Linked DNA regions of Homo sapiens: region 2 is linked to region 1. The links are chromatin contacts, found by Hi-C or POLR2A ChIA-PET in ENCODE. All regions are on one chromosome and are shown on one strand. The core of a region is the stretch at or near the end of the contact, and the rest is flanking DNA. Distances in the headings are between cores, read along the strand shown. Region 1 overlaps JMJD1C (jumonji domain containing 1C). Region 2 overlaps JMJD1C (jumonji domain containing 1C).

Evidence for each region. A loop is a pair of places that touch in the nucleus more often than their neighbours do. ChIA-PET counts read pairs that join two places held with the same protein, here RNA polymerase II (POLR2A). Pooled maps may share reads with other maps.
Region 2: a loop to region 1 is called in a pooled map, with 5 times the contacts of the local background. The contact joins two enhancer-like sites. A Hi-C loop is called at or near these places in 1 of 168 maps with a recorded cell type or tissue (heart left ventricle), 1 of 37 single-sample maps with no recorded cell type and 13 of 50 pooled maps. POLR2A ChIA-PET finds 5 or more read pairs at or near these places in 5 of 52 experiments (BJ, CD4-positive, alpha-beta T cell, activated CD8-positive, alpha-beta memory T cell and 2 more).

The regions. Positions count from the first base shown.
Region 1 is chr10:63,172,366-63,176,867 of GRCh38, reverse strand. JMJD1C (jumonji domain containing 1C) reads left to right here. Exons shown (of 26, transcript NM_032776.3): 24 at 395-571. Among named protein-coding and RNA genes, the nearest start is that of NRBF2, 41 kb to the right of the region's middle. Within about 2 kb of position 2,512, at least 2 of the 41 ENCODE cell types and tissues checked have a DNase peak (open chromatin) inside an H3K27ac peak, as active enhancers do.
Region 2 is chr10:63,223,436-63,227,404 of GRCh38, reverse strand. The region is part of intron 3 of JMJD1C (jumonji domain containing 1C); the gene reads left to right. Among named protein-coding and RNA genes, the nearest start is that of NRBF2, 92 kb to the right of the region's middle. Within about 2 kb of position 1,549, at least 3 of the 41 ENCODE cell types and tissues checked have a DNase peak (open chromatin) inside an H3K27ac peak, as active enhancers do.

The DNA of each region.
Region 1 (4,502 bases), core at 1,263-3,762:
AATAAATGTTTATGAAATCCATACATATGAATGGTTTGGCTTTTGGTAAAAAAAAAAAAAAAAAAAAAATACCCTGTTCCTCATCCATGTGCTATACTTTTGAAACAGTTATAAGGAAGGAAACCAGATAGATGGAAACTTCATAGTGGAAGGAGGTGGTGAGAAGGAAGTAGTAAACTGTTAAGAGCATTTCAGCATTGCTGTATTGTTTTAATATTCTTTGGCTTTCCAAATTATTGCAGAATGTTATTTTTTAACTGAAGAAGCTCATTCAGTTGTTCCATTGATTCTGAGAAGAAAAGATTTGTTATTACAAATAAAATTGAAATTTAACTGAACAGGATTTACCATTTCCTTACTTAAATTGGAGTGTCTATTTTAATTCATATTTCAGATTTCAAAAGAACAAGGCCTTGAAGTTCTACCAGAACATGATCCAATACGTGACCAAAGTTGGTATGTGAACAAAAAGCTCCGTCAAAGGCTGCTTGAAGAATATGGAGTCAGAACCTGTACTCTTATTCAGTTCCTTGGTGATGCTATTGTTTTGCCAGCGGGAGCACTTCATCAGGTATATACAAACTTATTTCTAACATATTTTTTACTGACTGAAAGAACTAGTTTTGAAAAAAAAATTGCTCTTAGTATAGATATAAATGGAAGAAGATGCAAATAAGAGAATTACCTGCACCAGTCTGCCTTTATTAGAATGACATCTCAGTGCTTGCAGAAATCTCACATAATTTCCTTAAGATTTTAAATTGTTTTAACATGAGCCAGATTTCTATTTGTATACTGTCTCCGATTTAATAGATCGAAATCTGATTTTTAAGCCCTCCTGGTGACATGTATACCTCTGAATAGTGAGGCTTAAAAGCATGGGGGGACACAGTATACAGACTTTTTATCAGGCTTTAAGCATACCTCCTACCTTTCTTCAGCATGCTAGCATATCAGGGGCCTGTCTAAAGAAAGATGGTATGTAATTTATATAACTGTTGATCCACAAAACATAAAAACTAAAATAAATACCTAGTTTAAAATACCTAATTTTTCCAGCACCGGGAAAAATGGCATAGAATAGATGCAGTGGTTATGGAGGGTGGGATTAAAAGTACACAGTGGATTCCTATAGGTGGAATGGGGCTACTACAGCCCAGGTTAACCCTTAAAATTAACAAGGTGTACCAGGGAAACCAGAAAAAACTCAAAAGCTGCTTTGCCTCAACAGTTGGTTCTCCACCTTTTCCACTGCTAAGTAATTGAGATGTAGCTGATGTATATTAGTTTACCAAGGAAACTTTCTCACATTTTATATAAGTATAGTCATTGACTGTTTTAGCATTTATGGCACTCTTCCATACAAATACTACTTAGGTGATAATAATTGCTTAGCTTTTAGGATGTGTCAGATTCAGGGTCAGATTTATCATTATTAGATCTCAAATGGCATTTATGATACAGTAGTAAAATACAAATGTCATAATAATAAATACCTTTTTCTCTATGATAATTTCCTGGAAAAAATGTATTTACATTAAGTGGTTATATTTTCCCATGGACTTATGATTATTTCAGAGATGTCATATTATTTATGTTTCATGTTTAATCTGGGATTCACCCTATACACCATTTCTTTGACTTCTAGACTCTTAGCAGAAAATAGCTAATCTGTATTCAAATGTAAATGCTCTCAAAAGAAGAGCCTATTTAAGAGACTAGTATTATAAATCTTTTTGTACATAGGAATAATCCTTTGATAATACAAAGTAGATTCCCTTGAAGATCTTTATTCACATATTGAATTTATCCAATGTCAGTTTTTATAAAGTTAACCTAGGTAGTGTAGTCATTTTTGTAAATTGAGATATAATTTGCATATAGTGAAATTTACCTTATTTAATGTATAATTCTGTGAGTTTCAACAAATGCATAGTTAGGTAACAACATAATCAAAATGTAGAACAATTCCATCACTCCGAAAAAATTCCCTCTTGCAGTTTTTTTTTTTGTTTTTTGTTTTTTGTTTTTTTGAGACAGAGTCTTGCTCTTGTTGCCCAGGCTAGAGCTCAGTGGCGCGATCTTGGCTCACTGCAACCTCTGCCTTCCGGGTTCAAGCGATTCTCCTGCCTCAGCCTCCCGAGTAGCTGCGGATTACAGGCATGCACCACCACGCCTGTCTAATTTTGTATTTTTAGTAGAGATGGGGTTTTTCCACGTTGGTCAGGCTGGTCTCGAACTCCTGACTTCAGGTAATCTGTCTGCCTTGGCCTCCCAAAGTGCTGGGATTACAGGCATGAGCCACCATGCTCGGCATCCTCTTGCACTTTTATAGTCAGCCTCTTCCCACCCAAAGTTCCTGCAACTAATCTGCTTTTTTGTCCCTATAGTTCCTCTTTTATGAGTATGCTGTAAATTTGGACTCACACAGTATGTACCCTTTAAGTCTGGCTTTTCTTAATGTATTTGAGATTCATTCCTATTGTTGTATTTATCAGTTGATTCTTTTTTTATTGCTGGGTAGTTGTATGAATATTTTTTTCATTTTTTAAATCCGTACATTCACCAGCTGAAGTACATTTTGGTTTTTTCCACTTTGGGGCAATAATAGATAAAGCTATCATAAACATTCATATACATGGTTTTATGTGAACAAAGATTTTTATTTCTGTTAAGTAAATACTGAATGGTGGGATTGCCTGGTGATACTATAATGTATGATTAAATTTAAGAAACTGCCAGACTATTCTCTAAATTGGTTGTTCCATTTTCATTTCCCAGTGCAGGGTTATGTGAGTTTCATTTCCTCTGCTTCCTCACTAGTGCTTGTTACTGTCAGTTTTGTTTTTAGACCATTCTAGTAAGTGTACAGTGGTGTCTCATGGTGGTTTTACTTTGTACTTTCTTAATGACTAAACATTGGGCATCTTTTTATATCTTCATTTGCCATCTGTATATCTACTTTGGTTAAATATGTGTTCAAATATTCTGTCTATTTAGCTGCTTTTTTTCTTACTGAGTTTTGAGTGTTTTTTGCCAATTTCTGATAATGTCTTTTATCTGATAATGTGTTTTACAAATACATTTTCCTTTCCTGTAGCTTCTCTTTTCAAAGAGCATTTTTTTTTCATTTTTCCATTTTTTAAAAGACAGTATCTTGCTCTGTTGCCCAGGTTAGAGTGCAGTGGCACAGTCATAGCTCACTGTAATCTCAAACTCCTGGGTTCAAGTGATCCCCCCACCACACCCTCCTGAGTAGCTAGTACTGTAGATGGACACCACCATGCCCAGCTGATTTTTTAATTTTTTGTGGAGATGGGGTCTTGCTGTGTTGCTCAGGCTGGTCTCGAACTCCTAAGCTCAGGCAATCTTCCTGCCTTGGCCTCCCAAAGTGTTGGGATTGTAGGCATGAGCCAACCCACCTGGCTGGTTTTTTCCATTTTGATGAGGTCCAGTTGATCAGTTTCTCTTTTATGGATGGTATTTTCATAGTATCTACAAAATTGTTGCCTAGCCCAAGATCACTCAGATTTTCTCCTCATTTTCTTCTAGAACCATTATAGTTTGAGGTCCTACATTTGGGTATGCAATGTAGTTCATCTTTGTATGTAGTGCATAGTATGGAGCGAGGTTCAATTTTTTGCATATGGGCATTTGGCTGTTCCAGTACTATTTGTTGAAAATACTACTTTTTAATGTTTTTCTTTTGAAAATGTAATACATAAACAGAAAAATTCAAAAGTATAAAAAGTTCACGGTGAAAATTCAGTATCTCACATTTTTCCCCCAGTTCCTTTTTTCCAGATGCAATCATTGTTACCCCAAAGAGATTCCATGCTTACACTTGTGTCCCTGCTGCTACTTTTTTGGGAACAGTGGTCTTTTAGTAGGCTCAAAGTGACCTTGTTAAAAAGTTAGGTTGGTTTACATATCCACACTTCCCCCTCTGTCTCACTGCCTTCATCTCGTATGGCTCTCCTAGTTCCTCTCTAGCCATCCTGCCCTCTTTGCTTCTTTCACACACACCAAGTATGTTTCCCCCCTCCCCCAGGGTTTTTGTGCTTCTTAATCTTTTTTGCTTGGAATCGTTTTTCTGTCAGGTATCTGTAAGACTTGCTTCTTTACACTTTTTTAGGCTTCATTCAAATTTCACCTTCTTGGTGAGGTCTAGTTTAAAGCTGTAAATTGTGTCCCCCAACTTTCTGTCGTCTTTCCTGCTTTATTTTCCTCCATTTCAGTTGTCACCTTAAAATATGCTTTATAATTTACTCACTTTGCTTGTCTTTTAACCCCCACTGGAACGTAAGCATGATGAAGTAAGAGATTTATCTTTTCCATTGCTCTCTTCCCATGCCTAGAATAATGCACTTAATGTTTGTATTATTAATAAGTCTCTATTCTGAAGGCCAGAAAATACGTTCTCAGTAACAACATGTTTTTGCACAAGGGTAGAGGAAAACAAATTTATGGCTTTCTATAATTTATATGTATTGGGCTTTTTG
Region 2 (3,969 bases), core at 300-2,799, 52 kb before region 1:
TCACTTAGAAACTAACCACCCTTTGTTGGTTTTTTGTCAGCAGTCAAATGAGACTATGTGTGACATAAATAATATATTTCTTGAACTGGCAAGGAGCACTCTACCTTATTATCTTAGGAAATGAGTTGTGTATATTTTTAACATTTTCATAATACTGGTGTCATTAAACCTAACTAGGCATATCTGAATATTTTAGTGTTCTGAGCTTATGTTTTATATTACCTAGATGGTTATTTTTTTCTTTCGAATTAAGTAGAAAGTACATAATCACCTAAAATTATGTTAGTACAGTAGTCTTACTGTCAAAATACACATTCCAGCCTGATTTTAACCTTTTCTTTGAGAGTCTCACTCTGCCACCCAGACTGGAGTGCAGTGGCACAATCTAGGCTCACTGCAACTTCTGCCTCCCAGGTTCAAGGGATTCTCCTGCCTCAGCCTCCCGAGTAGCTGGGATTATAGATGCGCACCACTACACCTAAATACATTTTTTTTGTATTTTTTAGTAGAGATGAGGTTTGGTTTCACCATGTTGGTCAGGCTGGTCTTGAACTCATGACCTCAGGTGATCCACCCACCTCGGCTTCCCAAAGTGCTGGGATTACAGGCATGAGCCACCACACCCGGCCTGATTTCAGCCTTTTACTCCATCATGTCCTTCTCTCTCTCTTTTTTTTTTTTTTTTTTTTTGAAACAGGGTTGTGCTTTGTCGCCCAGGCTGAAGTACAGTGGCACGATTATAGCTTATTGCTGCCTTGAATTCCTGGGCTCAAGTGATCCTCCCATCTCAGCCTCCCGAGTAGTTGGGACTACAGGTGCGCACCCCACCATGCCTGGCTGATATTTAAATTTTTTGTAGCAATGGCATCTCGCCATGTTGCTCAGGCTGGTCTCGAACTCCTGGACTCAAGGGATCCTCCCACCTTGGCCTCCTGAAGTGCTGGGATTATAGGTGTGAGCCACCGCACCCGGCCCCATTATCCCCTCCTGTACACGTGAAAAAATACCTTTATTTTGATCATCCAAGCAGTCATTCAGCACAGTGTTAACCTAGAAAAAAACAGCATTTGGGTATTTGTAGATCATGACTAAGGTACATCACCAAAGTGAGGTTTCTTCTCTTTTACACTTTCTGATTATAAGATTGCATGAGTTTGCCACCCTAAGTCTCCTCTCTTTGATGAGTATTTGACTATTTCTATATGTGGAATGTCACATAACCAGTGTTAGAAGTTTATAGAAAGGTATCTTCCACCCGTTGTTCTTTGCTTTTGAGTCAGCCTCAGTTTATAAGATAATGTTGCCTTTTACCCCTTACATATAAAGAAATGTGTCAAATTTTAAAAGGCAATAATAGTAAACTTTCATTTCTTTTGATTGTGCTAATGAGAGAGAGTGTATGTGGAGGGAAGGGGGGGGTGGGGGAGAAGAACCTGAGCCCTGGAAGTCACAGAACTAAGTTCAGATAACAGCTCTGTCACTTCCTGCTTGTAACCATGAACCTCTCTGAACATACTGTGTATATCAGCTCACAAAGTTGTTACAATTGATACTGTATGGAAAGTACCCAGCATAGTGTCTGCCATAGTAAATGCACCTTTAGGTTAGCTTTTTTTTTTTTTTTGGAGATGCAGTCTCGCTCTTGCTGCCCGGGCTGGAGTGCAATGGCGCCATCTCAGCTCACTGCATCCTCTACCTCCCGGGTTCAAGTGATTCTCCAGCCTCAGCCTCCCCAGTAGCTGGGATTCACAAGCGTGTGTCACTACACCTGGCTAATTTTTGTATTTTTAGTAGAGACGGGGTTTCACCATGTTGGCCAGGTCGAACCCCTAATCTCAGGTGATCCACCTGCCTCGGCCTCCCAAAGTGCTGGGATTATAGGTGTGAGCCACCGCGCCTGGCCTTATGGTAGCTATTTTTGTGTATCAGTACATTAAGGTGTCTCACTAATGTTCAATTAGAGTTCATGTCTATCTTTGCAAGAGGAGGAACAACACACAAGTGACTGATGTACCCCCAAACCTCATTTAAGATGTTTTTTGAACTTTTTCTGTGTTCTGTATACATTTCTAATAAAGCAGATGCTTAGTGAACTGATTTTTTTCCATTTGTCGTTTGCTGGAGGTTATAACTAGTAGCTCAAATAGGATACAGTTTACATAGGAGGAGAGGTTCATAGAGGGTCCTGTCTCTTCAATTAGCTTAGGTGACTTGTTTTTGAAAAATTAATAGGTATTAGTTATTCAAGATAAGAACTATATATAGGTAACTACTTATAGTTACTGTCTTTAAAGTGTGAAATGTGAAGACTGTGCCATTAAGTGGATTTTTTTCTTTTTTTTTCGAGACAGAGTCTCGCTCTGTCTCTAGGCTGGAGTGCAGTGGTGCAATCTCGGCTCACTGCAACCTCTGCCTCCTGGGTTCAAGCGATTCTCCTGCCTCAGCCTCCCTGGTAGCTGGGATTACAGGCGCCCACCACCACACCCAGCTAGGTTTTGTATTTTTAGTAGAGATGGGGTTTCACCATGTTGGCCAGGATGGTCTCGAACTCCTGACCTCGTGATCCACCCACCTCGGCCTCCCAAAGTGCTGGGATTATAAGTGTGAGCCATCGCACCCGGCCCATTAAGTGGATTTTTAATCTCACACGAGCTCAAGGCACAGCTGAAGACCTTTTAAATTCTGTGAAAGATAGTGGATATTCATAGCTAGTTTTTAATTCCAGACCCTTAATTTCTCTTATCTGTAAGTCAGCCTTGTTGACTTCTGTCTAACATTTAGCACCTTTACAAAATTATTCAAGTCAGTAAATATATATATAAAAAACCTATTTGGCTTTGTTTCAAGATTTGCTCATTTAACCTTTAATAATCCTCTTTAAAATGGGAATGATGATGTAACAGAAATCCCTGTAACTTACAAAGTACTATATGTAGACGAGGGGGAGGAATTCAACAACAATGCCTGTCATAAATCAGGCAGTGCATTGGGATACTTTTTGTGGGTTTTAATTAACCAGGTAGTTCACATCATTCAGCACTCAAATGTCATAAATCAGAATTAGATATTTTAAGAAAGCTAATTTTTGTACATAAGAAAAAATCTTATTAAAACATTTATTAAGATAGAAAAAGAGGGAAATATTAGTAACTCTGCTTTATAGATGAGGAGATTGAGAGACCAGAGTTTGAACCTACATAAAGTCATTATCAGTAAAGGGACTCAATTTAACAGTTTTTAATGGTATGCTATTTCCGCTAGATAATTAATGGTTTATTGTTGGAAAAATATTTGTATATTGTTTAATGATCTTGGAAATAGAGCCCATTATTTTAACCTGTTGAAAAAATATTTATAAGGCTGGGCTCGGAGGCTCATGCCTGTAATCCCATTGGGAGGCGGACGCAGGCGGATCAAGAGGTCAGGAGTTTGAGACCAGCCTGACCAACATGGCGAAACCCCGTCTCTACTAAAAATACAAAAATTAGCCGGGCTTGGTGGTGGGCACCTGTAATCCCAGGTACTCAGGAGGCTGAGGCAGGAGAATCTCTTGAACCCGGGAGGTGGAGGTTGCAGTGAACCGAGATTGCACCACTGCACTCCGGCCTGGGCGACAGAGTGAGACTCCATCTCAAAACAAAACAAAACAAAAAATATTTATAAATAAATGTTGAAGAAATAGATTATATATCCTAGTAGTTATAACTTATAAAATTTAAACATAGGCAACTGGTTTTATAGCCCATTATTTTAACCTGTTGAATAAATAAGATATAAATAAATGAGTTATAAGTTGTAAAATTCCAACACAGTCAACTGGTTTTATAAGGTGTACTTGTCTGCACGGTGTTGGCAATGCTTCTTTAAAACAGTTTATAGCCAGGCGTGATGGCTCATGCCTGTAATCCCTGCACTTTGGGAAGCCAAGGTGGGCAGATCGCTTGAGTCCAGGAGTTTGAGACCAGCCTG